Linked DNA regions of Homo sapiens: all the other regions are linked to region 2. A link is a loop called in an ENCODE intact Hi-C map of the cell type or tissue named here. Cell type or tissue: CD14-positive monocyte. All regions are shown on one strand. Links, peaks and the distances in the headings refer to the core of each region. The heading gives the core; the rest is flanking DNA.

Region 1 (10,221 bases), core at 1,311-9,310, 43 kb before region 2:
TGTAAATGGTGGTAAGGTTTTATTTAATAGGAAGAGAATATGAGCAGAGAAAACTTTATTCATTTTTAAGATATAAAATGTGTGGAAAATTACAGTGAATAGATTTTATAACACATCCTTTTTCTCTGTGTTCACTGCAGATTTTCACATAATTTTTAAAAAATCACCATATGTCGGCCAGGCGCAGTGGCTCACGCCTGTAATCCTAGCACTTTGGGAGGCCGAGGCGGGCGGATTACAAGGTCAAGAGATGGAGACCATCCTGGCTAACACGGTGAAACCCCGTCTCTACAAAAAACACAAAACTTAGCCAGGCGTGGTGGCGGGTGCCTGTAGTCCCAGCTACTCAGGAGGCAGAGGCAGGAGAATGGCATGAACCTGGGAGGCGGAGCTTGCAGTGAGCCGAGATCGTGCCACTGCACTCCAGCCTGGGCGACAGAGCGAGACTCCTTCTCAAAAAAAAAAAAAAAGAAAATCACCCATATGTCTGGAAATCTTGCCTTAAAGTAGGTCTTTTTAAAAAATACTATTAGGTTGCCTGTAATCCCAGCACTTTGGGAGGCCGAGGCGGGCGGATCACGAGGTCAGGAGATCGAAACCATCCTGGCTAACACGGTGAAACCCCATCTGTACTAAAAATACAAAAAATTAGCCAGGCTTGGTGGCGGGTGCCTGTAGTCCCAGCTACTTGGGAGGCTGAGGCAGGAGAATGACATGAACCCGGGAGGCGGAGCCTGCAGTGAGCCGAGATTGCACCACTGCACTCCAGCCTGGGTGACAGAGTGAGACTGTCTCCAAAAAAAAAAAGATACTATTAGGTTGAACCACATAAAATTACCACTTGTTCAGTCAAAAATGGTCAAATATAAGCAATTTCATGTGGTTTGTCTGGATATTTTTCTCAAAAAAAGTTTTAGTTGGAGATTGCATTCCTTAAAAAAATTGATATCAAATAAATGATATGTTCATGATTGAAACAGTATGTCATAAAAACAAAGCTGCAATAATTATTGATGCCTACACTAATTTTAAATAGTCAAATTATGCTCCATGTCATTGCATGTTAGAGCTGAGAAGCACCTAAGAGATCATTAATCTAACATTGTTTTTAAGATATGGAAATTGAGTCTCAAAGAGGTTAATCACACATACAGGACCAGAACTCATATTTCCTGATTTCTAATTCAGTACTTTCCCCCCCATTCTATACAGCCACGCTATACAACATGCATATGAAATAGCCTGATTGTACAAGAGCCCTAGTGTTCTGTCAGATTTGCATATAAAAAGATTCTAAGAAATCACAGTTCTACTATAGCGTAAATAAGACCTAAATGAAAATATTAGCTGTTGAAATATTAAACATGTACTTAATGCTTTTGCTCACCTCTTTACACTTCAGGGCATATATATGACAAGCGATTTGGACCAACTCTTTCATGGATGGTCTTCAAGTACCTTCCCAGGACTCTGCCTCCCAAGTCCCTGAAGCAACTTAGCCCCATTCACCCCACCACCAAAAATGTGAGGAAAAAAAGATGTGGCCAGGTGCGGGCTCACGCCTATAATCCCAGCACTTTGGGATGCCAAGGTGGCCGGATCACAAGGTCAGGGGTTTGAGACCAGCCTGGCCAACATGGTGAAACCCTGTCTCTACTGAAAATACAAAAATTAGCAGGTATGGTGGCACATGCCTGTAGTCTCAGCTACTCGGGAGGCTGAGGCAGGAGAATCGCTTGAACCTGGGAGGCGGAGGTTGCAGTGAGCCTAGACTGCGCCATTGCACTCCAGCCTAGGCAACAGAGCGAGACTCCATCCCCCCAAAAAAAAGAAGAAAAGATGTATCCTGGTCTTCTGCATAATGTGCACTGTCCATCTGTTGGACATGGACTGATCACGGTCATGTTCCTGCTGGTGAGGAGGTGCCAGAAGGACATGTGTAGGAGAGACAGTGAGCGTGTGCTACTCGGAGCTTAGGAAGGGCTGTTCGTTGAATTGAAATCTGAACATGTTGATCTCATTCTTACGTTTGTAGGGGGAATCCCAAATTGTCAGCAACCCATCACTCCCAGGCAAAATCCAAACTGCTGGGCTGTCCCCTTGGACTGATTTGTGTGCTGGCTTTTGGGGACAGCTATCCTCTGCACAGTGGACACCAGGCTCTGTTAAGCTGACCTCTAATGTGCCTTGAGGTTGGTTACCTTGGTGAGTTCACTGTCCTCCCAGAGTTGGAGAAACCCTCCAAGGCGAGTTAAACTGGGTGGGTGATTGGCCCCAAACCGGAGGGTTAAATAACAGAAGTTATGCTGGAGTCAGGCTTGGAGGATTTGGCTTCATGATGTGCAGATTTTTTTTTTTTTTTTGAGGCGGAGTCTCACTCTTGTCGCCCAGGCTGGAGTTTAGTGGTGCAATTTTGGCTGACTGCAACCTCCACTTCCCGGATTCAAGAAATTCCTGTCTCAGCCTCCCAGGTAGCTGGGATTACAGGCACCTGCCTCAGCACCTGGCTAAATTTTGTATTTTTAGTGGAGACAGGGTTTCACCATGTTGGCCAGGCTGGTCTCGAACTCCTGACTTCAGGTGATCCACCCTCCTGGGCCTCCCAAAGTGCTGGGATTATAGGCGTGAGTCACCGTGCCTGGCCTCCGTGCAGAATTTCAGGTGGCGTCAGGGCTGTGGTCATGACAGAGACACATAGAAGTGGAAAATCAGTCCCTTCGTTACCTGCTACCTCCTCAAGGCACCCACGGCTCTCTTTATGTGTTAGAGCATTTGGCCTATGTTTTGAGTATATAGCTCTGTTTCATTTCTTTGGCTGGGAGCCTCCTTTGGGCAGGCAGAGTGTATTTTTTTCTCTTTGGGTCCCCTGTTCCTATTACATAGGAGACATTCATTGAAACTGTGGAATGAGTGAATGGATGAATGAATGTGTATGTGCTCCGACTAGGACTTTGTTTGATGAATAGGCAGGGTGGACTTATGTAATATGATTTGAGTGGCATCATCTGCCACCAATTTGTGGAATGACGTTATTAATCATTCATCTGGTTGGATGAAAGGCTTCTTCCTGGCTGGCATGGCTTTTGAAATGTAGCACCCTGCAGGGGTAGAGTAGGGCAAACCTCTGAAGTCATTACCACCCATTAGCAGCTGAGTGTGAATTGGTTAATCAGCTCACTTCCCTCCTGGGGGCTCCCTGAGAGCAGGCCTGGAGGGCCCTGTGGGTCTGGGCTGGTGCAGAAGAGGCAGGGGGGTTTCAGGGCTGGGTGGGCTAAGTGTCAGGAAAAGACCTTCGGAGAGAAGAAGCAAGGAACTTAGAGGGGAAGGGGGCTCCAACAAACTCCTCCCAGCTTTTCCAGGAAGGCTGCCCCGGGGCCTCTAATAGGTGAGCTGGGACCTAAGACGCCCACCACCCCCAAGGTCAGGGGGATTCCTTTGTGTGTGTGCATTTGCCTTTCTACTTATTCTTCTTAAAGAAATTACCCATAAGCTGCCTAACAGTGCCTGATCTACAGAACACTCAATAAATGTTGAAAAACAGCAAAATGTGGAAAGCATGGTTTTGCAAACCAACCCTGACTCTCTCAAGAGTCAATAGGATGACGCTGGGCCAGTAGCTTCCTCTCTTGGGTTCTTTCTTCAGCATCAATTGCTGATCAGACCATGGCTCTGATGGGGGCTCGTGTGCGCGCATGCATGTGCATGCAGGAAAGTGTGTGTGTGGGGGGGGGGAGTGCATGTGGTGCGTGGTGGGGGTGTGCATGCATGTGTATCTGTGTGTGTGCACACGGGTGCAAGTGTGTGTAGGGGGAGTCTCTGTGAGTTGGGCTATTTAAATGTTTAAGGAAATGATCAGTATCAGGGCAATGTTTTTGAATAGTTAAATGTGATTCAAGAAAACTGTTTTAAGAAAGAAATAAACGGTGCTATGACAACCCACAAGTTAAAAAGAGACCCGTATCTGGAAACAAGGGATAATGTGCCATGTTTTCCTGCAGGGCAAGCTGTGTCCCAGCCCCTGTGTTGGAAGACCTGAGCCACTGCAAACTGCTTTGGGGGCAGCTCAACCAAGGCACATCCACAGCGCAACATGCCCCACACAAGTCCAACAGCCCAACACTCCTTTCCAACGCATAGGCCTGTTTTCCGCAGAAGGCACACAACTCACACATGCTCCGTTTCCATTTTGCAACCTCACATCCGTAGGTTTTTCTAACATTGTTATTTCCCACAAATTGCATCTTTTGCGGCACATGATAAAACGAACTAGGTTAAGCTGAAATCGTGTAGCCACTTCCCATGGCCTGGTGAGGAAATCAGAGTGTGTTTTGCTTTGTATTCTATTCCCACCTCAAAGGCAGGATTAAAGTAGCACTGCTTGTCACGTCTCATTATGGAAATCGGTGTGGCCCTCACAGGGGCGCAGTCAGTTCGGGACTAGGAGCTGCTCTGAAGGTGTGACCTGCCTGCAGTCCAAGACCACAACCTGTCATTTCAGAGCAGGGAAGACCAGCCAAATCTCCCAGCAGTCTTAATCGTATTCACAAAAAAAAAAAAAAAAAAAAAAGGAGGCAGAGGGTCATGGGTTTCCCCATTCCGTAAACTGCTTGCGAAAATAGAATGGATTTCTCGCTTTGTTTGCTTTCTATTATCACATTGCATGGGCAGAAAGAGGCATGTTTTCTTCTGTTTTAAAATGTGCAAGAACCAGGGACACAGATCCCTGTTTCAAGAACATCTTCCAGATGGAAACGATTAGAATGCCCCCTCCTTACTTTCTTCATGCTCATCTCTTCTAATACGTTGGCTTTTCCTTGCCGGAAGTCAAGGAGCAAGCAGTAAGGAAGTGTATGCCTCTGCATTTGTTCTCTTAATTGTCACAAATAATTGGATTTTGGGAGAGAGACAGGAAGGGTCGAGGTGGGGCTACCTTATGTGAGGAGGCAGGAAGAGTTGTCCCAGGATGTTGCATTGCTCTGTTTTGTTTGTTTCTTTCTTTCTTTTAGAGCTCTGAGGGTGAATTTGATTCTTCTGTATTTTTTTTCCTTTTTTGGTGAGCTTCGTTTGGGGTTTTCCACGCTATCATTATTACGAACAATGAACCAGGGGAAGAAGGGTAGGGAGGAAAAGGTTTACTGGAAATAATTACGAGGCTGCTGCACAAATCAGGAGACAGGATGGTATAGAATTTTATTTCATTCTGTCTCCCTGCACTTGAGTCTCAAGTATGCTTCCCATAACGATGCAATTAATCTTGACATATAAAGACTGACCAGAATTCTAAACCTTAGGAAAACACACCTCAGCAAAATTCTACATGATGTTAACATAAAAAGCATGAGACAAGAAGGGAATTTAAATGATTAAAAATAATTGTAATGTAATTTCACTGCGTTCATCCATACCATTGCATTTCTTGAGCCGTTTTTACCTAATGCTGCTCCGAGAGAGAAGAGCATCTGAAAGCGGAGTCTGCATCGGGGTTGTCTCTCTGTTTATTTCTTCCACTCCCCTGTCTTCAAGGCTCTTCCAAGAATGGACCTCACAGTCTCCTTCAGTCATTCACTCAAAGACGTAACCATCCTCTGGGCTAGGAAATGCATCCTTGCAGCTCTCTCAAGCTGTTTACTCTCCACTCTTCCGACCTCTCTTCAGAATGACATTTCTCAGAGAGCAAAGTCCCTCTCATTTGCCTGGGAAATCTGCGATGCATTATCTAATACAGCTCATCCTCTAATAGATACTGATAGAAATCGATTTAAACCTTTACAACTCCTATTAATTATACACTTGAGATTTCAATAGCTGGTGAACGAAAACTTCACTAATATCCCGTAATCAGGCAGAGCGAGACAGCGTGGTAGAAATTGTAAATGTATATCAAGCCAGTATACGGAAGAAATGATCCAACATGTGTGTACAAAGGGTAAAACCGTGAGTGTGTGTGTGAGCGAGGCCAGCTGTGAAGCTCTGGCCTGCCTCCGTACCACTCCAGCTGCAGCTTAATGTGGTAACTAAGAGAGCAAAGCCCGCGAGGTTTCTCAAAAGACAGGTAGAACCCCAGACTGGGAGTTTCTTAGACATGAAAGGGCATCTTTTATTTTCTTCTTCTTCTTTTTTTGTTTTTTTTGAGATGGAATTTCTCTCTTGTTGCCCAGGCTGGAGTGCAATGGTGCAATCTCGGCTCACCGCAATCTCCGCCTTCCGGATTCAAGCAATTCTCCTGCCTCGGCCTGCCGAGTAGCTGGGATTACAGGGATGCACCACCAAGCCTGGCTAATTTTTTTTTTTTATAGTAGAGACGGGGTTTCTCCATGTTGATCAGGCTGGTCTTGAACTCCCGACCTCAGGTGATCCACCTGCCTCGGCCTCCCAAAGTGCTGAGATTGCACGCGTGAGCCAACGCGCCTGGCCAAGGGCACCTTTACTTAAAGTTTTACTGGAATGCAGTTCATCCTTAGATTTGAGAGAATCCTGTGTGCGCATGTGCTGAGGCTTCCCAGAAAGATGCAAGGTCTGAAGTCACAAAACCTGTACTATCAGTGGTATGGCCGGACGGTTTGTGTCTCTCCACTCTCCCTGAACAGAGGGTCACGTTAGCGGGTCTTTGTCCTCAGGCAGGGGTCGGGTCGGAATGATGTCATCGGTGGGCTGTGCAGGGTCTCCTCCCAGATGAACACATTTCCTGGTTTCCCTTTACCGCCATCCCCTTCTGACACCGGCAGCCGTGCTCCTGAGTGCCTTTTTGTTCCTGTGTTTTCTGGAAAAGTGTATGGTTTTGTGTTGGAGTGTTTTTTATCAGTGTAAATGGTATTGTGTTGCACATTTTATTTTGCTTCCTGTTCATTCACTCCGGATTGTGCCCTTGGGGTCCACCCCTTCTGAACGTGTACACATATGACTTGTCGCTTGCTAGGAGTGCCCCGGTACTGATCCTTTCCAAAATGACCGCTCTGTCCTTCCAGAGTGGACACGCAGGGTGCTTCTAACTCCCTACTACCAAAGGCACTCGGGTAAATACCCTCGCTCCATGAACAGCCTTGTGGAGGCCTCTGTGGAAATGCGTGCTCTGAAATGCACTGCTCTGAAACACGCCTTTGGTCATGGGGTGAGTGTGTGCTTCACATACCTCGGATGGCTGGTGGTGCGTCAGGGTGGAGCCACCAACTGCCCACTCAGAAACAGACCCGGGCCGGTCCAGGATCACGTATCCTACATAAAGGAGGCTTCCTCGGGCAGTGGGAAAACCTCAAGCCATCCCTGAGCCTTCTGTCCTATCCCATTTGACCTTTGGTTCTTGTAGCAATCACAATCACAATCCAAGACTGATTTGGGATTTGATTTGGGATTTTACGTAATATTTGGCAGAGAAAACCCCCTCATGACGTTTCTTTAGGGTTGACTTACTGTTTCATGAACATTGATTTTTTTCATAAGTTCCTTAAGTGAATCCGACTTGAAGGTTGATTGATATTGCACTGAATTTGTAGACTAATTTGAGGACAATTGAAGCCATTGAGAAAACTAAGTTGTCCCATGCAAGATGGGATTTGTTCGGATCATTTACCTCTTTAGTCTTTTTTTACTTTTTAACTTTGCATTTTGAAATAACTTCCAACCTTACTAAAAAGTTGCAAAAGGCTGGGCGCAGTGGCTCAGGCCTGTAATCTCAGCACTTTGGGAAGCCGAGGCGGGTGGATCACAAGGTCAGGAGATCGAGACCATCCTGGCTAACACGGTGAAACCCCGTCTCTACTAAAAATACAAAAAATTAGCCGGGCGCGGTGGCGGGCGCCTGTAGTCCCAGATACTTGGGAGGCTGAGGCAGGAGAATGGCGTGAACCCGGGAGGCGGAGCTTGCAGCGAGCCGAGATCGCGCCACTGCACTCCAGCCTGGGCGACAGAGCGAGACTCCGTCTCAACAACAACAACAAAAAAAGTGCAAAAGTAGAACAAAAAAGTTTCTCATATGCCCTTCACCCAGCTTCCCCAAATGTCACCGGCTTAAATGCAGCTTAGGGATCAAAATCAGGGCATCAGCGCTGATGCGACGCTCTTCACGAATCCGCAGGCAGTGTTCACGTTTCACCAGCTGTCCCCTTCACACCTTCTTCTGGTCCCAGACCCGATCCAGGACCACACATTGCCCTTAGTGATCATGGCTTCTGCATCTGGGATGGTTTCTCGGTGTTTCTGTGCCTTTCATGAGCTTAACACCATGGACGGATATACTAACTGAAGAAACAATGGCTGGCCTGTTATTTTGTAGGATGTCTCCCTTTGGGAGTTTTTCTGATGTTTCTTCATGATTGAATTCAGGTTGTACATTCTTGACAAGATTACCGCATAACTATGCTTGACCAGTAAAATAGTGAATGCCCAGGTATCACATGAGACATACTCATACCAAAAATGTATTCACTGTTCATCTGAAATTCAGATGTAACTGGGCTTTCCCTATTTTTCCTTTGGCAAATCTGGGAGGCCTACATATATGTGATTCTATGTCCTGCTCTGGGCATCATTTAAGGAGAACATAATTTTGACAACTCTCATCTAGTTTGATCAGTTGGTTAGGGTGACGTCTGCCATGTTTCTTTTAAATTGATGCCTATTTTCTCTGGAGAGAGAGTTTGTGTTTAAATAAATATCCAGTATCTCATCATATTTTGCCCACTAATTTAGCACTGGTTGATGATTTCTTGCCTGCAACAATTATTAAAGTAGTGTTTGCAAAATGGGGTCTTGAGGCAGCTATCATGTCCTCCGTATTCATTAATTGTGACACTACTATAAGGAAGAGCTGTGGATTCTCCTCCATTATGTATTCAATTATATTTTATGTTGGTAGGAAGGCATGGATATTAATGTTATTGGATGGGAAATAATCCATTACTGCCATTATTTATTAAATAGCAGTTTCTGAAATTGTTCCAGGTTTGGCCATGTGAGAGGGCTCTGGCATCCTTTGATGTGCCATCGTTATTCTCCGAGCACTTCCCTACTTTCTGGCACTACGACCTGTTCCAGCCCCTCTTGGGCTCCACCTACCCAGCCCTGGAACCAGCCCTGGAATCAGCCCTTTCCCTGTTCCTTTAATCGAAGAATGGTATTTAGAAGCCAAGATCTAGCTTCAAGGATGCACTCTTCCTCGAGAATTGTCATTCTCATTATTAATTTTACTTTTAAACTTTTCATTTTTAGTTGTACATGGCAAGTATAGAGAAATACTATTTTATTTTATATTTCACAACATAATTAAAGCTTCTACCTTGTACCGATATCTAATATACTTGATTTTTAGATGGCCAGTCATACAAGTGCAATTAGGTCTTATTACTTTCCTCCCACTAACATTTATTTTTATTTTCTTTCATTATAGTATTGACCAAGGCTGCTATGACTACATTAAAATGTAGACATGATAGTGGGTATTCTTATATTCTTATATTATGCCAGAAAGTATTCTTATATACCCACAATCATGTCTACATAGGGGGGGGATAGGGGACCTCAACTTAAAGAGAACAAAGCTAAAGTTGTTTGTTTATGTTTAAATGCTTCAGATTTTTTATCTGAAACTTTGCTAAGTAAATTTCTTCTATGATCTAGGTTGCTGAGATGTCTTTCATTTTTAAGTCATAAATGAGCATTGGCCTTCTTAAATAACTTTTCTTGCATTGTTGACTTTTTGAGAAGATCATCTAATTTTTTTGTTACAATCAGTTAATTGGAGAAAGGCATTGATTACTTTTCTGATATTCATCCATCTTTGCACTCCTGGAATAGCCCTTCTTGGTAATGATTTATTCTTTTTAAAATATAATATTGTAATCTCTTGATTAATATTACTCTATATGTAGGATTTTTGAAACTGTACTTTCTGTTTTTACATTGCCTTTATCTTATTTTGAAATCAAGATGACACTAGCTTCATATAAAATAGCTAGGCAATTTTTTATTGTTTATATATTCTAATAAAAATTCTACAGGAGAAGACAACTATTTCTTAAAAGTTTGGCAGACCATGGAAACACAATTAGAACTAATAAACAAATTAAGCAATGTTGTGGGATATAAGATCAATGTACAAAATCATTGTATTTCTATATATAAGCAATAGGCGATCTGAAAATTAAATTTAAAACAATACCATTTACAAAGGCCTCAACAAGAATAACATACTTAGGAATACATTTAAAAATGAAAGTGCAAGACATG
Region 2 (10,221 bases), core at 976-8,975:
CGTGAGATGGCCTGCTTTGCCCCCCAAGCTCCGAGGCAGGGCGGCTGAGATGGCCAGCATCCTCTCTGCTCCTGCGTGGGCTCCAAAGCCCGCCTTCTTTTCTGGTTTGTTCTTTCTTTCTTTCTTTCTTTCTTTCTTTCTTTCTTTCTTTCTTTCTTTCTCTCTCTCTCTTCTTTCCCTTCCTCCCTTCTTTCTTTCTTTCTTTCTTTCTTTCTTTCTTTCTTTCTTTCTCTCTCTTCTTTCCCTTCCTCCCTTCTTTCTTTCTTTCTTTCTCTCTCTCTCTCTTCTTTCCCTTCCTCCCTTCTTTCTTTCTTTCTTTCTTTCTCTCTCTCTCTCTTCTTTCCCTTCCTCCCTTCTTTCTTTCTTTCTTTCTTTCTTTCTTTCTCTCTCTCTCTCTCTTCTTTCCCTTCCTCCCTTCTTTCTTTCTTTCTTTCTTTCTTTCTTTCTTTCTTTCTCTCTCTCTCTCTCTTCTTTCCCTTCCTCCCTTCTTTCTTTCTTTCTCTCTCTCTCTCTTCTTTCCCTTCCTCCCTTCTTTCTTTCTTTCTTTCTTTCTTTCTCTCTCTCTCTTCTTTCCCTTCCTCCCTTCTTTCTTTCTTTCTTTCTTTCTTTCTCTCTCTCTCTCTCTCTCTCTCTCTCTCTCTCTCTCTCTCTCTCTCTTCTTTCCCTTCCTCCCTTCTTTCTCTCTCTCTTTCTTTCTTTTTCTTTCTTTCCTTCTTTCTTCTTTCTCCCTTCCTTCCCTTCCCTGCCTCCCTCCTTTCTTTTTCTTTTCTTTTCCTTCTTTTCTTCTTTTCTTTTCTTTCTTTCGACAGAGTCTTGCTCTGTCGCCCAGGCTGGAGCGCAGTGGCGCGATCTCAGCTCACTGCAACCTCTGCCTCCGGGGTTCAAGTGATTCTCCTACCTCAGCCTCCCATGTAGCTGGGATTACAGGCGTGTATCACCATGCTCGGCTAATTTTTGTATTTTTAGTAGAGATGGGGTTTCATCATGTTGGCCAGGGCTGGTCTTGAACTCCTGGCCTCGAGTGTTCTGCCCACCTCGGCTTCCCAAAGTGCTGGGAATATAGGCTTGAGCCACCGCGCCCGGCCCCTTTCTGGTAACAACATAGTTATGATGTGGACTGAGGCTGATTAACAAATACCACTTGTTCACAAAACAAATGTTTTTCAGTGAAGTTGTAAGTTTTACCATCACTTTTAGCAAACGGATACAGTGTTTTGTTTCTTTACTGAACTGTACAGTTTTGTTTTTCTGAGGGGATTTCTTTATACAAGTTAACTGTTCCTATTTGACCACTTCCATGTCTGAATCTACACACGGGTTTAAGCGAATTTCTTTTGTTGTTGTTTAAAATATTGAGTTACTTCTGGTTTCCCTAAATATTTTATTTTACAAATTGTTTTTCTTAAAATGGTACACAGACACCCATCTTACAAACACTGGGCAATATGAAGTGTTTTGTTGTAACTGTCAAGATATATTTTATATTTTTATTTTTATATTTTTATATTATAATTTTATATTTTTTTCCTCTTAAGCTACTCAGAAAGAAAAAGAATTGTTTTAACATAAATACTGTCAACTAAGAGGCTCTAAGCATGTGACATTCGTATCAGTCAGGCTTCTCCTGAGAAACCGAACCCATAGGACATGTGCATATATGGGATATGTGCGTATATGGGGCACGTGCGTATATTGGACAAGTGCGTATATTGGACAAGTGCATATATGGGGCACGTGTGTATATGGGCCACGTGTGTATATGGGACATGTGCATATATGGGACATGTGCATATATGGCACACATGCGTATATGGGACACGTGCATATATTGGACACGTGCTTATACTGGACACGTGCAGATGTAGGACACGTGCATACGTAGGACACATGCGTATATGGGACATGTGCGTATATTGGACAAGTGCATATATGGGCCACGTGCATATATGGGCCACGTGCATATATGGGCCACGTGCGTATATGGGACACGTGCGTATATGTGACACGTGCAGATGTAGGACACGTGCGTATGTAGGACACGTGCGTATATGGGACATGTGCGTATATTGGACAAGTGCATATATGGGGCACATGCATATATGGGCCACGTGCGTATATGGGACATGTGTGTATATCGGACACGTGCGTATGTAGGACACATGCGTATATTGGACATGTGCGTATATGGGACACGTGCATATATGGGGCAGGGAAAGAGGGCGACTGATGCAAGGCATTGATGCACCCATTTGTGGGGCCTGGTGGGTCTGCAGTCTGTAGGACAGGCCAGCAGCCCCAGTTAGGGAGGCGTCAATGCAGCCATCTTGAGTCGAGACTCCACAGGGCAGCGGGCCAGACACTCAGGTAGGGTTTCTAAGTTGCAATTGTGGGGATCCCATCTCTAAGGGCCCTAGGGGATCTCATCTCTGAGGGCCTTTAGTCTTTCCTGGTAGGGCCTTCAACTGATGGGACGAGGCCCACCCGCACGACCGAGAACAATGCGCTTTACTCCAAGTCCACTGAATTCAATGCTCATTGCACCTAAAAAACACCTTCACGGTGACATCTAGGCTGGTATTTGACCAAAAAGTTTGGCACAATAGCCTAGCCAAGTTGACACATAAAATTAATCCTCACAAATCCTAAAGCGGCTTTTACACAACTTGTCTTATATCTACTTTAAGTGATAGGGGTCCATAGGGGTGTTTTCATTCCCAGGCGAGCTACCTATGTTTGTTCCAAAAGAAAAAAAAAATCCCATCATGATTGTCTGCGTCCACAGCAGTTTAAACTGGCTCATTACATCTCATTTGTGGTGTGCACTGATGCAACATACAGGCTGCACAGTGAAGAGACAACTGTCATTTTAGAGGCTGAAATAGATGCTTTTATTGTTTTTTTTTATTTTAATTCTGTTCAGTACAGCTCTGTGTGCATGCAGAAAACTAATGAATAATGAATAGTACCATTACTAATACATTTCCCTGTCCAAGAAGAAGCTCTCAAAAAAATCAGAACTGGTTCATTGCCCTCAAAAGGTCAGGCTGCTTTTAGGGAATTGTCAAAACAAAACAAAGGCAAGCCCGAGACCCCAAACCAAAAATACCTCCCAAATTTAAGTAAAATGTTTTATCTGTAAAGTTGTGCCAAAATATTAAACTTGCTAATTTTAAAAGCCAGCCGAACTTTCAAACCAGTTCTGTGAGGCTTTGCAAGTTTCAGGTGTGTGTGCTCCTCTCTTGTGCAGGGAGGCTTTGGAGGGCTAATGGAACTTCTGTGAATAAATCCGTCGCCCATCACGACAGGGCTATCCAGATAGGGATCAAAATAGAACCCTGTTGGGGTACACTTTGGATTACTTAAAGGACGTCCACTTCTTCCTCAGAGGCATTTGCACACACAAAGCCCTGCCCATCAAGATAAGGCGCGGTCCCTAGAAGCAGTGAGATTAGAAAGCTGTGGGCAGAGAAGGCTCAACTCTAGGAAGAATTCTCCAGCTTGAAAACAGTCTCTACGGAAGTAGCAGAGGCACCATCTTCAAGGGGCGGTGCTGCTGTGATGATTTAAATAAAACCTGGTTGGTCTGAGAAAATAACAATAAGGCAACAGAAATGCTACGTTTGCAAATCTGTGCAGCTTCCGGTCAGCCGGGGATTGGCACCCTACTTCAGGGACATTAACGAGGCCAACCCTCCCACCTTCCTTTCCTGGATCTAACGGCTTACTCTCCAAGACGCGAGAGCAAAATCCCAACACCGAGACAGCAGATCATTGAGTGAATGTGGGCAGAACCGGCGACAGGATTTGAAACGATTTCCTTGTTCTTCTTAAAAAATGATTCGAGCCTCTGAGTTTTTATGCGTTCAACCTTTCTCAATGACCCAAAGGCACGTGATTGATTGGCTGAGTGAACTCTGTGAAAGCCATAACAATTGCTTGAAACTACAAACGGAGCGGGGCTATCTTTTCTGAAATCACCAATTTTGTCAGACGTGTGCTTTTTCTCTGTTTCTGCCTCCCTCCCATCCTTCATGGAATAAGGAAAACACAGAGTCCTCTATGATCTGTCCCTGAAGCTCACCATGCTTTTTTCAAACCCTGAAGCTAAACTTGTTTGTAACTACTTAATAATCAAAATGTATATCTTAACCTGAAGTCAGCATCCTGCTAGGGTGTTTATGTGAAGAACAGGAAAATACGAGAAACTATAAGCTACAGGTTTTAGTCTCTCAGAAAGCATAGAATATTATAGTTTAGATTGGGTGATGGGGAAGGAAGTCTCTCTCTCTCACACACACACACACACACAGCAATTAGAGAACAAAGTAAGAGAACAGCAATTATGTGCTCAATTGTATGACTGTACATGTTTTAAGTTCACAGAAAAAAAAAGAACTCAGTGTGGACTAAATTTGAGATGATTTCATTGTAGCCTGACAGATCCATTTTTAAAGGCAAATAATAAATTGATTCTAAAAATGCTCTTTTAAGGGTTCAGCATTAGAAGGGACTATTTTAGGGAGAAAGAAAAAGGAATGTGAACAGTTACACGCATAGTCACTACCCATTTGAGTTAAGGAAAGTTCAAGCTCTGGTAAAATAAAAAAGTCCTTTTAGCTGATGCATTAGCTTGCATATTGCAGCAGGGAAATTGCGCCCTAGGATTAGTGCCTAGAAGATATTTTACCAGTATATGTGTCCCCATTCTGAATTTCTTGCGTTTGTTCTTCAAGCATATTAATGCCTTTCTAAAGCTATTGAAAGAAATCTGTTGAGCCGCTTATGAAGACTCACAACAACGAGGCTTAAAATAGCTGCGCTTCTGGTCGCTTTATTACACCTAGACGGCGACTCCTCCTCCACCATTGCTCGGAAAAGCAGGGATCCTACATGCAGTCTCTGCAGAACGTCTGTCTGCTAAAGAAGGAATCGCTCCGAATAATCCAGTCAATGAAAAACGCTGAAGTCATGAGCAGTGAGATGTAGTGAGGAACCTTCAAGCCCTGAGCCCTTTTGCTCCTGCTTCTGCCTTGAGGTCCTCAGCTCTGCATGCACGGTCGGTCCTAGGGCCCGGGGCAGCCCAGGTGAGGGGGCGGCTTCCGGAGAACCTCTCCTCCAGCAGCACACGCTTCTCTTTGTTGACCTCCAAATCCAGATCGTTCCAATAGCACATCCTTGGTTTTTCCCGTTTGTTTTTTTCAAATTTGGACCTCAATTTAATCTCAGGCAGGTGGAAGTCATGGTCTCCTGGTCAAGACCTTCAGGAGACGCATCTGTCCCACAGGAGGTCCATCTGGGGGGACTCAACTTAAATGCAGGGGCCAGCAGCCATGTCCCTGTCCAGAGAAAAAGAAGGAAAGAAAGAAGCCACGTCCTGCAGAAGGGAGTTCAGAGTACAGCTGAGGTCCCAACCCACATGAGAATCCCTGCAAATAAAACATTTCCATATTGTGGGGTTGAAAAACCTTATTATTTCACAGCTTTAGACTTGAGCAAATCCAGTAGCCGGCAGAAGGTGGCTCAGAGCACAGGTGTCTGGGTCAAATTCTCGTTCCAGGTTTGACCGGCTTCAGAACTGCAGGTGGTCGCCAAATCTCCTCATGAGGAAAATAGGGCTGCCCAAAGAGCTTCTGAAAACAAGAAATGATACTCATGAAACACTCAACGTATTATACAAAGGCTCATAGCAGCACTAATCAATGCAGCCAAAAGGTAGAAACAGCCCACATGTCCATCAATGGGTGAACGGATAAACAAAATGGGTTCAATTCACACGTTGGAATATTACTCAGCCATAAAAAAGGAATGAAGTTCTGACACGTGCTACAACTTGGATGAACCTTGAAAACATCCTGCCCAGTGAAATAAGCTGGTCCCCAAAGACCACATGTTGCACGATTCAATTTACATGATATATCCAGAATAGGCAAGTCCAGAGACACAAAGCAGATTGAGGATGATTGGGGAGTGACTGTTTCATTGATGTCAGGTGCTTTTATGGGGTGATGAAAAAGTTCTAGAAATAGATAGTGATGGTGCCATACAGCATCGAGAATGTACTAAATACCACTGAATTGTTCACTCTAAAATGGTTAATTTCTTTTAAGAGATAGGGTCTTGCTATGTTGCCCAAGCTAGCCTGAAACTCCTCAGCTGAAGCAATCCTCCTGCCTTAGCCTCCCGAAGCTTTGGGATTAGAGGCATGAGCCACCATGCCCAGCTAAAATGGTTAATTTTACGATAGGTGAATTTTACCTCCATTTAAAGAAAATATTCAGTATACCCTCTGCTATTGTGCCCAGGAAATGCTGGTAACAGATGTTTCTGATTTCTGAGGAGCTTCAGTCCTTCCACGTCACTGGAAGGTAGAGGCTCTTCTCTACCTCCCCCCAGCAAAACATCAGTAGTGGAATCACAGTGAAAAACTACAGTATTGCCTATTTTTAAACCACTTCTCCATTAAATTCTCAGCTGCAAACATCACCCTACGTCTCAGTGTCTCAGATTTACAACTGTAGCAAGCTTGGGTCTGGGCCCCTCTTGTGACATTCCCAGCCAGCTGGCTGTTCATATTCCTGGCATCTACCACCTTTGTTTCAGGCCCACCCAACTGCCTGTCTCACGGTGTTATACTTCTTCCTACTGACTGCTCTGAGGGCCACTGTGTCTGCCTCCGTTTCTCTTCTAACCACTCTGCACCCTTCTGTTGGACTAGCCTTCTGAACAGAGTGTCTCTTTTCGCCTCCCTGTTCAGTAGTTGTCAAGGGATCGGTGGTGCTGTCCCTACAAACAGCCTCAGAGGCCATCAGGTGAAACCACCTGTTGGCTCCTGTCTGAGCACCTGACATTCTCATGTGCTTTTCCCAGACAAGACTCATAGAATTTAGGATTTTGAGAACACAGAGAACTGGAATCAGACCCCTCATTCCATGAAAGTGCAAATGTGTCCTAGGGAAATGCTTTTGGTCGCAGGTGCTGGGTTCTGCCGTCACTGCTGTCTTGGGCTGTGCTGGAGGCCACTCCTTGGGTTGGAATGAGCTCCCCCTCATCCCCCTCATCCCCCTCATCCCCTGTTTCCTCAGCTGGGCCAGTGCCCTGGATCTCCTGCCCTTAGTTAGCTTCATTAAGCGTTTGCGTCAGTGCTAAGACTCCATCATAGATAAACTCTGGGGTGTCAGCTGCCATCGTGGCAGGGACGCTTTCCCAGAAGTTCAGGGGCTTCTAGCCCATCAACCTAATCTCTGAAACAATCCCACTCTCAGTGCAGAAAGATAAGCCACCAGAGTATCTCATTTTACGGAGACACCCCCTCCCCGCCTCCCAGGCTGACACAAATGCAAGCAAACCAGCCACCCCCCAGCCCCCTCTGGGCCGTTTCCTCTGCCCCTTGCCCCCCATGCCCTCTTACAATGGGGTCTCCCCTACGATGGCCGCTGCAGTGAATCCCTCCGTTCCCCAAAGTCCACGTGACTCCTTTGCAAGGGAGACGGGAACCTTGAATGTATTCTTCATTTTAGTTTGATTCACCCACTGTGTGCAATGAAATGTCTTGGCTGGAAAGCGGTAGAAGTTAAAGGTCCCGTTTTAAATCTTGCTGGGAATGTTATCAGGTGCTCACTAAAGATGTCCACCAGTGATGATGCTTCCCTGTGCTTTTCTGTATGTGTTTATCTCTTTGTCTATAAAATGGAAAGGGTCGTTTATTCTCCTAGATGTTTTGAAGATTAACTAAATGAAGCCTGCAAGGAGCATAGCCAGGCAACACAAAAGACAGGTATTACTACGATTTTCCCACAGAGGTTCGCCGTCTCCCCTGCAAAGCCACTTAGGTAAACAGGAAATGTATTGCAAGACAAAAATGACTCCATGCGTCTCTGGAGGTAACCCTGGGGGATTACAGCCTGGCTGCCCTGGGCCCTGTGTTAAAATCCCGGCCAAGGATAAGAAGAAACCACCACGACAGTGGGAGCTAGGATCTTCAGATTCCAGAGCCAGATACTTTCCATCAAAGAGAGAGAAGGCTTTCTCACTGGGAATCAAGGAAACAGAAAGCAATTGCTTCAGAACCGCTATTGCTCACGAGCAGCACAGGCCACCTAGAACACACAGACCAGTAATGCTGAGCTTTGAAATCCGGCTGACCAAACAGAAATAACGATCATAGAGAGAAAGAGTCTGCATGCACCTCCGTGTCTGACTTGGTAGCTCCAGAACATAACGGCGGCCAAATTAAAATGCTTGGGCGCTCCATCCCCTGATTTAATGATTTAAAGGGCAGTGAAATAGTTCGTGATCATTTTTAAAATTTGATCTCTGCCCCAGGAATGAAAATATTCTTTCCCATCAAGATGGTGAAATAAACACAAAAGAAAGATGCAGCCTGTTTGGGAGCAAAATGTGGGAAAGATATTATCAGATCCAAAACCCTACCTGTGCATTTTTTTTTTTTTTTGAGACGGAGTCTCACTCTGTTGCCCAGGCTGGAGTGCAGTGGCATGATCTCAGGTCACGCAACCTCCGCCTCCCGAATTCAAGCGATTCTCCTACCTCAGCCTCCTGAGTAGCTGGGACTACATAAGCGTGCCACCATGCCTGGTTAATTTTTGTATTTTTTTTTTTTTTTGGTAGAGACAGGGTTTCACCATATTGGACAGGCTGGTCCCAAACTCCTGACCTCATGATCCACCCACCTCGGCCTCCCAAAGTGCTAGGATTACAGGTGTGAGCCACTGCAACTGGCCCCACCTGTGCATTTTTGCCAAGACTTGGCTTTTCAAAAAACAGAGACTTATTCTTAGTGCATTTCCTCTTTCCTGACCACAGACCACACTCCTGCCATCTTCCCTCCAAAACTTCCCAGTGCCAGGGCCCTTATGCAAGGGATTTCTGCTTTAGAGAAGATAATTTCTTTAGAAAAGAGGTGTCCTGCTTGATGAAATCTTGTCTGTTCGTACTTCTCAACTTGATCTTGTCTTTTAATATGTTTCTCCTTTTAGTGAAGAAATAGCAAGAAGCAATTATTGAAGCAGGTGTTTTTATGGGATGCATTTAATGAAGAAAATAATTAACATTGTTAAATCGTTTATTGTTTTTACTAAAACTTGCGAACACTTAACGTGATATTTGCTACAAGCCAGAAACTCTTCTGTGTGTTTATATAAATATATTGCGATGTTTAATCCTCACTGCTGAGAGATGAGGAAACTGAGGCACAGAAGGGCTACGGATTTGCCCACAGTCATAAAGCTTGTAGGGCAAACTTGTCCAGCCCATGGGCTGCAGGCCATTTGTGGCCCGGGAGGGCTTTGAATGCAGCCCAGCACAAATTTGTAAACTTTCTTAAAACATTATGGTTTTTTTGTGATTTTCTTTTTTTTTAGCTCATCAGCTATCGTTAGTGTTAGTGTATTTTACACGTGGTCCAAGACAATTCTTCTTCTTCCAATGTGGCCCAGGGAAGCCAAAAGTTTGAACACCCCTGTTGTAGAGAGTGGAGCCAGAATAAAACCCAGGCAGCTGACTCCCAAGTCCTTGCTGTTATAGACAGGACCACGTCATAGAAAGCTTGAGTTTTTTTCGGTTTTTATCCAAAAGACAGGCTCCAAAAGACAGGCGATAACACATGCGGTGAAGATGTGGAGAACCCTCTACGCTGCTGGCAGAAATGCAAATTTGTACAACCACTATGGAGAAAAGTTTGAAAATTCCTCAAAAAACAAATAAAGCTACCATGTGATCCAGCAAACTCACTACTCGGTATACACCCAAAAGAAAGGAAGTCAGTCTATCAGAGAGAGATGTGCACTCCCATGTTTGTGGCAGCGCTATTCACTATAGCTAGAATTTGGAAGCAACCTAAGTGTCCATCAACAGATGAATGGATAAAGAAAAGATGGTACATATACACAATGGGGTACATATACACAATGGAGTACTATTCAGCCATGAAAAAGAGTGAGATCCAGTTATTTGCAACAACATGGGTGAAACTGGAGGGCATTATGTTAAGTGAAATAAGCCAGGCACAGAAAGACATATATCACTCGTTCTCACTTATTTGTGGGATCTAAAAATCAAAACAGTTGAACTGATGGATATATAGAGTAGAAGGACGGTTACCAGAAGCTGGGAAGGGTAGTCAGGGGATGGGGGTAGGGGGAAGTAGGGATGGTTAGTGGGTACAAAAAATAAAAAGAATTGATAAAACAGTATGTCATAGCA
Region 3 (10,221 bases), core at 1,407-9,406, 62 kb before region 2:
TATCACCCATGCTGGAGTGCAGTGGCGCGATCTCAGCTCACTGCAAGCTCCACCTCCCTGGTTCCAGCAATTCTCCTGTCTCAGCCTCCTGAGCAGCTGGGACTACAGGCCGCACGCCACCATGCCCCGCTAATTTTTTTTTTTTTTTTTTTTTTGGAGACGGTGTCTAGCTCTGTCCCCCAGGCTGGAGTGCAGTGGCACAATCTCGGCTCACTGCAAGCTCCGCCTCCCGGATTCATGCCATTCTTCTGCCTCAGCCTCCCAAGTAGCTGGGACTACAGGTGCCCACCACCACGCCCAGCTAATTTTTGGTATTTTTAGTAAAGACGAGGTTTCACCATGTTAGCTAGGATGGGCTTGATCTCCCGACCTTGTGATCCACCCACCTCAGCCTCCCAAAGTGCTGGGATTACAGGCGTGAGCCACCATGCCCGGGCCCCCAATTTTTGTATGTTTAATAGAGACGGGTTTGAGCATATTGGTCAGGCTGGTGGTATTCTTATTTTCTATAGTACATATCTTATATAAGAAAACTAAAGTAGTGATAGGATTTACCTAGTCTACCAGGTTGCTAAAAAACAGGTGTTTAAATTGTGCAATGTTGCGTAGAGGACTATTTGGCAAATATTGGTAACTTCAGCAATCTCTTTCACATCTGACTTCCCCCCAAAGCTCCAGCTGATGCCCACCTGCCCTAACATTATGGTATCTCATCACGGCCATGCAGAGCAGTTTCTATTGAAGTTTCTTTTCTAAATACATCTCCAGGGGTGCCAACTTTGCACTATCAAAAGCCCCAAAATGCTTGGGGAGGTTAATATTTTTAAAAGGCCATTTCTTTCCGACAATACCCAGGTTTGAAATCTGGGTTGAGGATCTTGATCAGGACAAACCCACAAAGTCTTCATACTGAGAAGGAAACATTTGCTCTAAAGAATGAACTAAATATGTTAAAATTAGAAAAGGAAAATTAAGTTGACTTTAGCATTTTCTTAACTGATTTTTGTTACCTGGAAACAACTTCTAAGAGAAGTTAAAAACACTTTAAACTTTTCATTTAAAGTTAAGTGGAAAATGGGGGTAGAAAACAATCTTCAGGAATGAGAAAAAATGCTATTTAAACAAAAAAACTCCACTACTTATAACTCTATTGAATAACTATCAAAAACATTCAGAGATTGTCGAGACTAACTGGCAAATTAATATTATTTTTTAAACTAACTGAAAAGCCTGATAAAAGGCACCTGAAACTATTCCACCAGCATGCTCTTGCTGGGAGGTTGTTCGAGACAGCTTTGGGGTTTTCAAACCTTAAATCAAGTAGAATTGAAAAGTTGACAGAAGCAGAGAAATCCACACACACACGGCTGAATTCAATTATGTTTTGCAAGAAAAGTGACTGAGGTATGTCACAAAAAGTAGGCAAGGAAGATAGATACAATTTCACAATTAACGTCATAGTTCACACATTGGACCATGACCAGTTTATATTTACCAAAGTCACAAAATAATGAATGCTTTATATGTTTCCATATGATTTTTGCATTTAGAAAATGTTTGTAAATTGCCTATCTAAGAAAAAAAATCACTGACTTTCTTTAAATGAAAATTTCCATTTACTTCTTCATCAAATAGTTGTGTTTTCTAATTTATCTGTGGTTCTTTAACCAAGAACAAATATATCATTAAAAAGAAAAATAAAAGACATAAATGATACCTACAAAAGCAAAACGTAGAAGCCTATTTATCGGGTACTCAGAGGGTTGGATAGGCAATTTTCTTATTTTAGAAACCATAAAAAGAACGATGTATTAATTAATTTATTAATTCTTGAGTGAAACTGCCCCAGCGAGTAGCTGTGTGCCAGTGCCAGTGAGGGACCAATTATTATTCGCCCCACACAGGACAATATGGAGAGTGCTATCAGAGGGGACGCCGGGGCTTTTCACCGAGTCCTTGCTGCTGTTGGGCTCTCAGTTGTTTGCTCTATTTTCTTTATTTAGCCATAAGACCGTGATCTGGGGTTTAGGACAGCAATATTTTTACAAAAGGCGCACTAAACCTCCCACATCTGCACAGCTCTCGTGACGATCTGTTCTGCACCCAACGCCGTGTTTTCCTGAGAGTAATATGTCCGCTGTGTCTTTAAAAGAACCACTGTGTCAGCTTTCATCTCGCTGTTTGCACTTTTACCTGTAATCTGATTGTGGGGAGAAAAGGAGAACTTGGGTATCCCTCCCTGGCACCCTGTTACCAATAGCATTTGTTTAGTTAGTAATTCTATCTCAGCCGGGACTTTTCCCATTCGCTGGGTTTGTTGCACTCTGTGTACATAGCTGCATCTCCATGGCAATGGAAAAACATGATGCTGGAGATTCAAAAGGGGGCGAGGGAGTGGAGGAAACACTACCCTCAGGTCCCAGCCTCCCGGGAGGGGCTGGGCTAATTTATATGTCAAGTTAAGGGATGCTGGGACTCAGAGATCAAAGAAGGTCAAAACTGGGCTCTTGGAATGGGAGATATTTATTATGTTTAATATAAATACAAATGTGTCCAAGAAGAGAAACTGAAACCTTAAAAGGCATGTAGATTGTGATTGGTAAACATAAATAACACATCTGAAAATGGGTAGATTGCTAAAATTAACAGGCACTTTTAAAAGCTGTCTTAATTTAAATCAGGATAAATTAAGACAGTGACAACCTCAATTGAAATTGAAAATACAAATCACTTGAAAACGTTGATTAAAATTTCTAACAAGACTTTAGAAATGTCTTGTAATACCTTCTGACTATAAATGCACTTTAGACATTTCTGGTTTCACTCCTCAGCTACATGTTTTGTTATTAAGAGCATTTGTTTCATACCGTTAACAATACAGCACTAGTTTGACAAATTGTGGTATGGGGGTGTGAGTGCCTGATGGAGAAAGAGGCTTTGTCTTTTGGGGGGCCCATTAGTGAAACAACTAATAAGCCTATAGCAAAACTGATATGATGGGAAATGACTTCTATTCAGTTAACTCGATTATTAGTGCTAATTGGGGCCAGGTGAAGCATGGATAATTGAAATTCACAGATAATCCAAAAACCTCTATTTAACCAATAACTTCAAACTTCTTCCCCATCAAACCAATTACCGGAGGAGCTAACAAATAGAAAAAATGGATTAAATTGAATTTCACTTCCCCCAAAGATTACCACTATGATGTCTTTTTTATTGATTAATTCAGAGCAAGAGCCAAAGATTAACTATATTTTAGAGACTAAATTACAGATAGTCCCCAACAATTAAAAAGAAAAAGATTATATTCCAACGGTTTGTTTATAAATCAGTTACTTCAGTTACTTGAAGCTCAGAATGCTTTTTCTCATAGAACAAAGCGTCGATTGGGGTAGGGTACCAAGGTAGCACACAGAGGTCAGCCAGTAACCCAATGACACTGGAAATATATTTAAGATTCTCAGCTCCTTAGTCAAGTTCTTTTGAATCCTAAATCCTTACCCTCCCACCCCTAAATCTCTCTGAGCCTTCAATCTATTTTTTTAACTGAAGTAAAACTCACATAGCCTAAAATCAAAAGTGTACAACTCAGTGGCATTTAGTGTAGTCACGGTGTTATGCCACCATCACCTCCAGTTTCAAAACACTGTCCTCATGCAGAAAGGAAAGCCCCCTTGGACCCATTAGCAATCATTCCCCATCCCCGACTCCTTCAGACCCTGGCGACCTCGGATCTGCTTTCTGTCTCTATGGATTTGCCTCTTCTGGACATTTCATACAACTGGGCTCATAACAATCTGTGGTATTTTGTGCCTGACGTCCTCCACTCAGCATAAGGCTTTTAAGGTTCATCCACGTTGTGGCATGTGCCAGTGTTTCACTCCTTCTCATGAGTGAATAATATTCCATCGTGGGGATACAGCACACTTTACTTATCCATTCCCCCTCTTGGAGGGGTGCTTGAGTTGTTTCCATTTTGTGGCTACTGCGAATGCTGCTGCTATTAAACCTGATTTTGACCCTGTGGTGGCATAAGGAGCTCATCAGGGTGAACTGGAAGGGGTGTGCCCCACTGCTGGTGTCTGGTCAAGCAAACCCTCACCCCTTGAGAGAGGAGTCAGTGGGAGACACCACTCAAGTCTCCATAATGAGGGACAATTTCAGGCTGGGACAACATGGTGGAGGAAGGACCTCTTCAGAGAGGAAGTGCACGTAAGGGGCAAGGACCCTAGAAAGACCTGTGGGACCTGTGGAGAGTATGCACGTCCTTCAGATTGAGGCTGGTTTGAGGCCGGGTGCCATGGCTCACGCCTGTAATCCCAGCACTTTGGGAGACCAAGGCAGGCGGATCACCTGAGGTCAGGAGTTCGAGACCAGCCTGGCTGACAAGGTGAAACCCCGTCTCTACTAAAAATACAAAAATTAGCCGGGCGCGGGGGCACACACCAAAAAAAAAAAAAAACAAACCTGGGCTGAGTGCAGAAATCAGTCCAATCCAGGGAGAAATCTGGCAAATACTCTTGGCCAGCTCCTGTTTTTCTGAAAACATAGGTGCCAGAAGAGCATCCGGTAGCAGCTGCCAAGTTCAATACTAGGACTCCACTCCACAGACAATTCTGTCACCCCATTGTGGGTGTCCTGGATGCCCAGAAAACCCACATCTCTTGATAAAGTCCTCCTGTGGTAAGTCTGCAACCCCTCTGCACCCAGCCCCTCTGCTGACACCCCCTCTGCACCCTGCATCTTTGCCAAGTGGGGAGAGATGCATTCCAGAACTCCAGTGGCAGGATCTGCCCTTGCCGGGATCATGCAGACTTGGCATTTTCCAGTACCTACTGTTGCTTGAGGTTTCTTATAATAGAGCAGGATGAGCAACACGACTTCTCGTTTTGTAATTTGGCACATATGTATATGTTTTATACATACATGCTATGTGTCTATATGTACACACGGCAATACATACGTGTATATGTATACGTATATATGTATGTCAACGAATACCTAAATATATAATCATATGAAACAAACTGTTTATCCCTGTTCCATAAACTTCATATCAATTCAATAAATAAAATTTATTCAAAATCCAATCATCCCAACACATTAACATTTAATTTTTCCCTATTTTCTGTCTGTGTTTGTCATTGAATATTAAAAGTTTTGCTTTTTTTTACTATTTCACCTCTTTTCTAGGTAGTCCATAATTTTAAAACAATATATATGGCACCACTTGGTCTTCACAGCTTTCAAGACAGGACTGTCAAGGCAAGGACACTCCTTAGGGGACCCTGTCCCATAAAGTCAAATTATGCGGGATGAGTCAGTGACGCAGGAGCTAAAAACAGTGTCCCTTTAAAAATGTGCATGCCTTTGAAATGGAATAAGTAAAGTACTTGCAGATGCAAATGGTTTCAAGTTTCACTGGAGACCCAGCGAAAGCGGCTGTTCTCAAAGTTGCCAGGCAGTGTGGAAACGCCCACTGAGGGGCACACAGTGAGGCGGCCACTGGCTCTGTGTCCTTGGGGAAGCCCCTTCTGCGGTCCCCTCCATTGTCTGCGTGACAAAGTGGACGTAGAACTCCCCCATTTCCTGCCCAGGGCGGGTGAGGACCCTGCACACACACGGTGTGTTTGTGAGCTGTGCAGAGTGGGGTCTCCCTGGCAATGGCCACAGCCTCCAGGGGCGCTGACACCTCCCGTCTAACTGGTAGACAGTTTCTGCCTCTTCTTGTTTGGGGATTGGAGAGGGAAGTGCGTCTGGATGACTACTAAGGTAAATATGGAATGGGCACCGCGTCTTCCCTTTCTTCTCTCCCTTCCCACGCACCTGCCTGGCTCCCCGGCTCTCCCGCCCTGGCCAGAGTCAATGTGAGCTGCAAAGTCCATATGTGAACAGCTGTGGGCAAGTCGTGCAACAGTGCTCATGGGACTTACTACGCATCTAAGCCGCTGAACTTCAGCTGGACCCCAAATGGCCTTGGTCACGTTTTGTTTCTGTTTTGTCATTTCCGGCTGCATCTCCCACAGTCTCAGCCCTGCGCTCCTTGCTCTGCCTTCTCCTCCCCACAGCTTCTTTGCAGATAACATCCTGGCCGTATTATGCAACTGAACCCATATTATCCGGGGGAAACTTACCCTCCTCTGCTCTCTAAATCTTCCTTTTCCTTCTGGTTTTGGAGAAAGAGGAGCTCCTTTCCATCAATCAGGTCAACCTCTTCCTGTTTCCTTTCTTCATTCTTCGTTATTTTCCACTCCTGAGTTTTGGACTCTTCTCTCGGTCAATAAGTATATCCGAATTCTTCCAGCTGTAAAACCAACAAATGAAAGGCCTCGTGTACCAAGGCTGCCCCCGCGTGCGGCCCCCCGGGCTGTGTGGCCTTGGCCTGGAACACAGCCCCGCTGCCACCTTCCTGCACTCCGTGGGGGAGATGGGCGGTGCACACTACCCAGAAGTGGAATGTGCATTTCACAGAAAATGACCAATTTAAGCAGAAAATTAAAGCAGAAAACGGGGTGAGAACGGCAGACGCGTGTGTGGGCACCGCAGCGTACACGCTTAGGATCCCGAGTTTATTTTTCTAGGGCCCGTGTGTTGGTGCGCATGCGCGTGCGCCCCCACCACCTGAAATCTTGGTAGTGCCTGTTAACCCGGCAGTAGACCCATGGGTGAATTTACTCTCTTCTCTGTGTCTTTCTGTATTTTCCATGCTTTCTGTGACGAACAACATCATACATACCGCTACTTCTTTTTTTGGGGGGACGGAGTCTCGCTCTGTCGCCCAGGCTGGAGTGCAGTGGCGCGATCTCGGCTCACTGCAAGCTCCGCCTCCCGGGTTCACGCCATTCTCCTGCCTCAACCTCCCAAGTAGCTGGGACTACAGGCGTCCGCCACTACGCCTGGGTAATTTTTTGTATTTTTAGTAGAGACGGGGTTTCACCGCGTTACCCAGGATAGTCTCGATCTCCTGACCTCGTGATCCGCCCACCTCGGCCTCCCAAAGTGTTGGGATTACAGGCGTGAGCCACCGCGCCCGGCCACATATCACTTCTTCTATTGTGCATTCACTGCACACCAAGCACTTCTATTGGGCGTTCACTACACACCAAGCCTAAGTAAGGGCTTTCTGTGCACGCTCTCATTTCATGCTTATGACACTCTGAGAATTAAGACCATTTTGGCCCCTGTCTTACAGATGAGGAGGCTGAGGCCTAGTGCTCCTAGCGGGCTTGGTCAAGAGCAGGAGGCGGAGGTGGTGGAAGGCTGTTTCCCTGCGGTGAGTGCTCACACGGTTGGCGGTGATTTCTCCGCAGGGTCTCACAGGCCGGTGCTCTCAGGAGCCACACCTGAAGAATGGCAGGACCCAGGGTGGGCAGAAGAGGAAGGTGAACTGAGGAACAGTTGCAACAGAGGCCTCGGCCAACCCCATGGAGGGCTCTGAATTTGAGAGCCCTGAGAGTCACTCCCCCTGAGGCAGGAGGCCAGGCGTTGCACCCATGCGCTGGCCACTCGCTGGGGACAGGCTGTGTCCAGGGAGGGTACCTGTGTTTGGGTGAGGTGCCCTTCAAGAAGGGCAGTTCCTGGAGAGTCCCCAGATAGAGGTTGTCAATAGTTGACACTTTCTGCAGCTGGCGGGACAGCGCTTGGTTGAGGGGGACTCTGGGTGGCCCACTACAGTGTCTACCACAAATGCCTACCTGCTCTCCAGGATACATTCAAATCTCGCCACCCCCAGGAGGCCTTCTTAGATTCCCATGGATCAGAATGGGCCTGGGATGCTCTCTTCCCATGTCCCTCAGGCTTGCTTGAGCTGTCTCAGGCATGACAGCTGTTGTGGGTTTGAAAGGCTCTGCCACTAGACTGTGATTCCCTGGGGAAGCAATAATCCCCTTTGGGGACATCACTGACTTCAAAACGGTTAAGGGTAAAAGGCAAAAGACCTGCCCGTTTGGGGACATCACTGACTTCAAAACAGTTAAGGGTAGGCCAGGCGCGGTGGCTCAAGCCTGTAATCCCAGCACTTTGGGAAGCCGAGGCGGGCGGATCACGAGGTCAGGAGATCGAGACTATCCTGGCTAACATGGTGAAACCCCGTCTCTACTAAAAATACAAAAAATTAGCCGGGCGTGGTGGCGGGCGCCTGTAGTCCCAGCTACTCGGGAGGCTGAGGCAGGAGAATGGCATGAACCTGGGAAGCGGAGCTTGCAGTGAGCCGAGATTGCGCCACTGCACTCCAGCCTGGGCGACAGAGCGAGACTCCATCTCAAAAAAAAAAAGGGGGGGTAATAGGCAAAAGACCTGCTTCTGTGGCCAGGCAGCGTGCCTTGGGTGTCACTTGTACCTGGCTTGGGAGTTGTCTAGGGATGACTTTGGGCTGCAGTTGGTGTTCCTGGAAGGCCACAAGACATGGCTGCTCTTCCAGATTTGGTGTGGGTGAGTCCGCTGGGAGTGCTGGCTCTTTCACACTGCTTGGAGGGTTCTGCCCGCCAGTGTAACTCACCCAAACTCACTAAAGCAGCAAATGGCAGCTCCAAGACTTAGCCTCAAGGAGGTGGACATCAGAAGGCATTTGATGAGGAAAGGACTCAGGTGCGGCCGCACCTGGCTGTCTGTGGGTGAGGGCCTGGGCATTTGGGTCCTAAGCAGATGGGTCCTGGGTAGGTGGAGTAGGTCTTGGGCAACTGGGTCTTGGGCAGGTGGAGTGGGTCTTAGGCAGGTACATCCTGGGTAGGTGGGTTCTTCTGGGCAGGAGGGGTGGATTCTGGGCAGGTGGATTCTGGCCAGGCAGATTCTGAGAAGATGGGTTCAGGGAAGCTAGATTCTGGACAGGTGGGTCCTGGGCAGCTGGGTCATGGGCAGGTGGATTCTGGGCAGGTAAGTTTTGGACAGATGGGGTCCTGGGCAGGTGGGTCCTGGGTGGGTGGGTCCTGGGTGGGTGGGTACTGGGCAGGTGGGTCCTGGGCGGGTGGGTCATGGGCAGGTGGATTCTGGGCAGGTAAGTTTTGGACAGGTGTGGTCCTGGTCAGGTGAGTCCTGGGTGAGTGGGTCCTGGGCAGGTAGATTCTGGGCAGGTAAGTTTTGGACAGGTGGGGTCCTGGGCATGTGGGTCCTGGGTGGGTGGGTCCTGGGCAGATGAGTTCAGGGCAGATGAATCTTAGGCAGGTGGATTCTGGGAAGGTAGATTCTGGGCAGGTAGATTCCGGGCAGGTGTGTCCTGGGCAGGGGAGTTCTGGGCAGGTGAGTGTTAGACAGGTGGGTCTTGGGCAGGTGGGTCCTGGGCAGCTGGATTCTGGGAAGGAGAGTTTTAGACAGGTGAGTCTTGGCCAGGTGGATTCTGGGCAGGTGGGCCCACAGATGGCAGGCCTTTAGCAGGGCCGAGGGGAAAGGGGAATGGAGAGGCTTACAACTGTCATCCACGTTTCATCCTTTTATGGTTTGAGGGACATTGCTTTTCAAAGCCTGATGTATACAGTTTATTAAAATAAAACCTTTTCCACACAAGACGAAAGAACAAAGCTTGGGAAGTGGATGCTCACGGTTTGTCGGAGGCGGCACCGCGCAGTTGTTGCAACCACGGGCTCTGGGCAGGCTGACTGTGTTTGAACACTGCCTCTACTGCTTCCCAACTACAGGACCAGTGGCCAGGCCACAATTTTCTCATCTGCAAATAGGGAGAGTGGCAGGACCTACTTCATAGGCTGTTTGAGGCTTAAGTGAGTCAATATTTTTAAAGCATGTGGAATAGAGCATGATACAAAATAAGTGCTATATAAAGACTCAATAAATAGATTTGGTTGAAAGACATATGAGAAAGCACTTTGAAAAGAGTCGGAAACTGATCTAATAACTTGATATGTGATGTGGGAAAATCATTGCATCCTGCCATGTCAGCGTATTTAGCTGTGAACTGGGCAGAGAGTTGCAGTTACCGAAAGCATGCCCGTGTATTCGTTGGTGTTCTTTAAAGAATATTATACTGCTCTGATAGTGGAACTTTGTAGTTGCCCAGAGGTCATTTGCTCCCTAAAAACTTAGCAAGGGGCCGGGCGCAGTGGCTCACGCCTGTAATCCCACCACTTTAGGAGGCTGAGGCGGGTGGATCATGAGGTCAGGAGATTGAGAATCTTGGCTAACATGGTGAAACCTCGTCTTTACTAAAAATATTAAAAAAAATTAGCCAGGCATGGTGGTAGGTGCCCGTAGTTCTAGCTACTCAGGAGG

Evidence for each region. Peaks named below come from ENCODE experiments on the same cell type or tissue, not always from the same donor. Only the 100,000 strongest peaks of a DNase experiment are listed, where the experiment ranks them.
Region 1: a loop joins it to region 2, with 1.9 times the contacts of the local background. A loop is called at or near these places in 2 of 110 quality-filtered maps.
Region 3: a loop joins it to region 2, with 2.5 times the contacts of the local background. A loop is called at or near these places in 2 of 110 quality-filtered maps.

Annotation. Positions count from the first base shown.
Region 1 is chr18:76,541,553-76,551,773 of GRCh38, forward strand. The region is part of intron 2 of LINC00908 (long intergenic non-protein coding RNA 908); the gene reads left to right. Among named protein-coding and RNA genes, the nearest start is that of LINC00908, 18 kb to the left of the region's middle. In CD14-positive monocyte, for the core only: no CTCF peak of the experiment used is centred there; DNase peaks (open chromatin) are centred at 4,229 and 4,559; H3K4me3 peaks cover 3,485 bases; H3K27ac peaks cover 5,517 bases.
Region 2 is chr18:76,585,206-76,595,426 of GRCh38, forward strand. No RefSeq gene overlaps it. Among named protein-coding and RNA genes, the nearest start is that of LINC00683, 29 kb to the right of the region's middle. In CD14-positive monocyte, for the core only: no CTCF peak of the experiment used is centred there; DNase peaks (open chromatin) are centred at 3,886 and 4,316; H3K4me3 peaks cover 1,453 bases; H3K27ac peaks cover 1,438 bases.
Region 3 is chr18:76,523,189-76,533,409 of GRCh38, forward strand. LINC00908 (long intergenic non-protein coding RNA 908) reads left to right here and starts at 5,467. Exons shown (of 3, transcript NR_015417.1): 1 at 5,467-5,775; 2 at 7,196-7,276. RefSeq lists enhancers at 5,209-5,849, 5,850-6,488, 5,986-6,065, 6,489-7,128. In CD14-positive monocyte, for the core only: no CTCF peak of the experiment used is centred there; DNase peaks (open chromatin) are centred at 2,313, 5,633 and 5,983; H3K4me3 peaks cover 1,962 bases; H3K27ac peaks cover 1,547 bases.